Regions from separate parts of the Mus musculus genome. Here region 2 is linked to region 1. Evidence: chromatin loops called from intact Hi-C (ENCODE). Cell type or tissue: left cerebral cortex. All regions are shown on one strand.

The links. Peaks named below come from ENCODE experiments on the same cell type or tissue, not always from the same donor. Only the 100,000 strongest peaks of a DNase experiment are listed, where the experiment ranks them.
Region 2: a loop joins it to region 1, with 5 times the contacts of the local background. A loop is called at or near these places in 11 of 42 quality-filtered maps.

What each region holds. Positions count from the first base shown.
Region 1 is chr15:73,043,618-73,046,117 of GRCm38, reverse strand. All of the region lies in intron 4 of Trappc9 (trafficking protein particle complex 9), which reads left to right. Among named protein-coding and RNA genes, the nearest start is that of Trappc9, 16 kb to the left of the region's middle. In left cerebral cortex, a CTCF peak has its summit at 1,411; a DNase peak (open chromatin) is centred at 1,424; H3K4me3 peaks cover 283 bases; H3K27ac peaks cover 190 bases.
Region 2 is chr15:71,916,298-71,918,797 of GRCm38, reverse strand. All of the region lies in intron 23 of Col22a1 (collagen, type XXII, alpha 1), which reads left to right. Among named protein-coding and RNA genes, the nearest start is that of Col22a1, 120 kb to the left of the region's middle. In left cerebral cortex, a CTCF peak has its summit at 978 (motif pointing left); DNase peaks (open chromatin) are centred at 958, 1,312 and 1,728.

The sequences.
Region 1 (2,500 bases):
TTGCTGGTAGAACACCTGGTTCTCATCTCTGTCACTGGCATTCGATGGTGGGGACTGACATGACGCATGGTCCAGAGCCAGGCTGTGGTGGTGCACGCCTGCAATCCCAGCACTTGGGAGGCAGAGGCAGGTGGGTCTCTGAATTTGAGGCCAGCCTGGTCTACAGAGGGAGTTCCAGGTCAGCCAGAGATAAACTGAGAAACCTTGTCTGGAAAAAGAGAAAAAGGAAAAGGAAAGAGGGGCTGGTAAGATGGCTCAGCAGTTAAGAGCACTGACTGCTCTTCCAAAGGTCCCTAGTTCAAATCCCAGCAACCACATGGTGGCTCACAACCATTCATAACGAGATCTGACACCCTCTTCTGGTGTGTCTGAAGACAACTACAGTGTACTTACATATAATAAATAAATAAACCTTAAAAAAAAAAGGAAAGAAAAAGGAAAGAAAAGAAAAAGTCCAAATATCTACCAGCGCTCCTCAGCCTCAGGCAGGGCTTTACAACTCCCCAGTGGGAACATTTGAGGGTTGGAGCGAGTACTCTTTTTTTTTTTTTTTAAAGGGACAGAGACTTGTCACCCAGCGATTGAATCCCTGCTGAGTTAAGGTGGCAACTGAGTTGGCCTCTTACAGAGCCCCTGCCTGTCACCGTGAACTCTTTTTTCAGCGGCCTGAGTTTAAGGAGTGTCTGGGAAAACAGGACAGACTGAAGTCATGGTTATTTTACAGATCTGTTTGTTTATGTGACAGGGTGCTACTGTGTAGTCCTGGCTGACCTGGAGCTTGAGATAGAGACTAGGCTGGCCTTGAATTTTTAACAATCCCATCTTCCTGCCTTTGTCTCTAAGTGCTGGGTTTATGTATGGGTGTGTACCACCGTGCCCGGCTATTTTTTTAAAAAAAAAAGGTTTATTTATTTATGTCGTGAACCTCCGTGTGGCTACTGGGAATTGAGTTCAGGACCTCTGGAAGAACAGCCAGTGTTCCTAATTGCTGAACCATCTCTTTAGCCCCTAAATTTTTATTTGTGAGTATGTATGTATCCACTCACATGTTTGAGGGTATCTTTGGAGGTTAGAAGAGAGCATTAGGGTAGTTGTAAGGCGGTGGAATTAAACTCTAATCCTCTGTGAGAGCAGTAACCACTTTTAACCGCTCAGCCATCTTTCCTGCCCCCTCAGTTGCCTTTAGGGAAAAATACAGAGACTGGGAGAAAGTTTGGCAGCTGACTGTAAGAAGAACCAGTTCTGAGACCCCTTCCTGTTCGTAGATTGTCCTCCGGGAGCCTGTCTCTTTGGTTGACATCCGGGTGTCAGACTTTAGCTGTTGAACAGTGCCATCTTTCTATGAAGCTGCCCAGTGCCTGTGCTAGCTGAACTTTGCCTGTGGTCTGCAGATTCTGGATCCTTGCAGGACGTTCCATAGGTGGCGCTGTTGCACTTACTTATTATTTTTAAAGCTTTTTTTTTTTTTTTTTTTTTTTTTCCGGCTTCTACAAGAGGACCCAAAACCAGGCTCCTTGAATACGATTTCTTCATTTGATCCCCAGTACATACCCGGAAAAAGCCTTCTGGATATATGTGTTTTTCTCTGGTCAGCTCAGAGCGAGGGTTGCAGATTTGCTATCAGAGCAGCAGTGAAACTGGACTTTCTCTTGAGTATTAGGTAATGGTTAGCCATGATGTCACAGCTCTGCAGCGCCTTGCAGATGAGAAGAAGGCTGCCTGCCAGGTCTTAAATCTCCACTCCTGTGCTTATTAGCAAGCACCATCTAGGGTCTGGAGGAGATCCTGGCTTCCGGATCAGCTGAGGTGGTTGCGTGAAGGTGTGAAGATTCATCTATATGCATTTGGTGTGTTACTGACCTTTACGTGATACTGTGTGTTTCAAGTCAGCTCTGGCCACCCATCCTCAATAAGGCAGTCGAACCAAATTAAAGGTGGGAAGCAGGAAAAAGAAGATTTATTCCACGTGACCACATTGGGAAGAGGGATGAGAGTCTTGTTGTGTAGCCCAGGCTGGCCTCGAACTTGGTCCTGTCTTCTCTTCCACCCCTATTACTGAGATTGCAGGCATGCACCTCACGCTGGGTGTTGGATCCATCATTCTATGTTTGATTTCTAAGGAGTCAGAATAGGGAGAAATAGCTTTGTGAAGAAAGATCCACTTAAGAAGTAAGAGAAGGGGCTGGAAAAATGGCTCAGTGGTTAAGAGCACTGACTGCTCTTCCAGAGGTTCTGAGTTCAATTCCCAGCAACCACATGGTGGCTCACGACCATCTGTAATGGGATCTGATACCCTCTTCTGGTGTATCTGAAGACAGCTATAGTATACTCATATACATAAATAAGTATTTAAAAATGTTTAAAAAAAAAGAAGTAAGAGATGAGTGAGGCCTGGTGTGCAGATTTGTAATCTTGGGGTTTATAATCTTAGTTATGGAGGAGGCTAAGGTAGGAGGCTGGCAAGTTCAAACTTCAAGGGCTGCCTGGTAACTGAGCAAGA
Region 2 (2,500 bases), 1.1 Mb after region 1:
GCCAGGAGTCTAAACAGGCAGCTCTGGTCTCTGTGTGTATAACCTCCAATTCAGGTGACTCTGATGCAGGTGGACCCTTCAGGATGCATATGCCACTTTTCCACCTGGAGAAGATAGCTGCGTGACCTCTAGCAAGGTCCTTAAACTCTATTGTTTAAGACTGTTTTCTTCACTCTTAGACACTAAAGGTTTCATTTTCACTAGCTGTTCACAGAAGATCATCAACTCTAGACTGCTGTGTGCCAGGGCACCACCACCACCACCACCACCAGCAGGACAAGGAAGTTTATAGAAAGACGGGGAGGGTAAATGAGATCAGAGTAGCAGTGGGCTGGCTGGCAGGCCCGATTTCTGAAAGAAGTGTTTTAGAAAGCACTAAACATTCTAGAGCTATCCGTATGGCCAGGCATGTAAGGAGGGAAGAAAGGGAAATGTCCCCATGGCCACATGAGTACTATCTGTGTATCTGTGTAGAAAAATCCCTGTTAAGCTCCATTGGTGGGTGCTGTGGGGCTGGGTCCTCGAGTGACAGTGAGTGGCCTGGTATGTGCTTTCATGGGGAAGTCGTTCTGGTGATTTCTGCAGATCCCTCAGTATGAAGAGGTGAACAGAGTTTATCACAGGCAGCAGATGGGTACAGTGCTGAGGACGCTGGACAAGGTGGGCAGCCACCCTTGATGGAACCTTTCTCCAGCCCAGCCCTTGTCCAATAAGGAAGATAGGTTGACCTTTACCCAGGGCCTTTCCCAGCTCACTGTAGCCTCTCCAGTTACCCAGACTTAGGGGAAAACATCTCAAACAGGATAGATGCTGCTCCAAAGACACATCAGGTCTAAACGAGCTACGGGGAAACTGAACTCCAGCTGCCACTCAAAGCATTTTGTAAATGCTCTCACTTTGTGTATGAAAGTTTGACTCACACATGCCACCCAGAGGCAGTAAACGGAATAGCTCATGATCGCGACCCTTGTGCCATTCTTTGTTTCTTATCGCCCTCCAGTGGTCATAATCTGTTATTGCTCTCTGAATGCAAATGGTCCCTTCAAGTCACCTTTTGGATGACTTAGGCATTTTTCTGAATATGGCTTCCTGTCTTGGCCCAAGTTAGTTTCTCTTCGAGATGCAGAGGAAACTAGACTGTTTGATTCTTGAGGATCTGAGGGTAAGATAAGAAGAAGACCTTGATCTTGACCTTGATCACAGAGAAGACCCAAGAACCTGGGTGCCATCTCAGAGGAGGGGGCAGGTGAAGAAGAGCAGGAGAATGGGAGAGACACATCCAGAGAAGGGCACATCCAGAGGGAGACATGGGCAAGTACGTGCTTTAGTGCCTTCTATTGCTCCTAGAGTTGTGTGGGGTGGGGAAAGTTGTAAATACTTCTGCAGGAATACGAAACGCCAGGCTGGAAAAGCAAGGACGTACCCACCACCAAAACCCAGAACAGGCGCCCCTGCAGGATGTTCAGCTGCCATGCCCTTGGATGTTCTCAGATGAAAGGCCCTTGGCAGGACTGTCCCGAACCTGCAAATACTCAGAAGGAGCCCCACTCTCCCCCAGAGACCCATTATTGCATAGCGACCACCAGCCCATGGCCCACTATATGTCTCTGCCTTTGGTGGCCTCCACAGGGCATCTGGAAATCTAAGACACATGGCGGATGCATGTCCTAGTTATTCATAAGGTATATTCATAGCTCTCCACACTGGCACATCAAGGCCTGCTCTGTCCTCTTATGAAACAGTTGGCTATTGTACAATGCACAGTGCCTTCCATTCTTCTGGCCTTTATACAGCTGGTTTCTGCCTGCTGTTGTGTGCCTAGCCTGTTGGTCACTTCTGCCCTCTTCACTGTTCAGGTGACTCCTCTAAACCCTTTGCTTCAGGCTTCCAGGTCCACAGCTCACTCCCTACTCATTGCCCGGGTTCCTCTCTATTCCTTTCTTCCCTCCCCACTCCCATGATCATGGAAGCATGGGCTCTGGCTTCCTCTCATATTTACTTACCATTTTTCCCTGCCCTGTGTTAGCGTGGGAACTGAATAATTGGAATTTAACACATATGCATACACTCCTGTAGATGCTACACATAAAATGCACATCCCTATTCCTGGCCAAATTGATCCCAACGGAGTAGGGGAGAGATTTTGATGAACCTAGGAAATCAATGGACTTAGGTCGAGACCCACAGTCTGCTCTGTGATGCTGACACTGGCATCAGCTCTGGAGCGTGATGGGTGGAGACAAGGTGTGCCCTGGGAGAGTCTTGTGAATGGGTGACTACTGTATGCATCTGTGTGTGTGTGTGTGTGTGTGTGTGTGTGTGTGTGTGTGTGTGTACACGTATGTCTGGTCTCCTTAAATGTTCAAAGGATTTAACCATACAGCACGATAGGTCATAAAGCAGGCTCACTCTAGTTTGGTTTCCTGTTTCTGTGATAAAACGCCAACCCCAAAACAGCTTGTAGAGCGAGGAAAGGGTTCATTTGACCTTTGTGTGATAG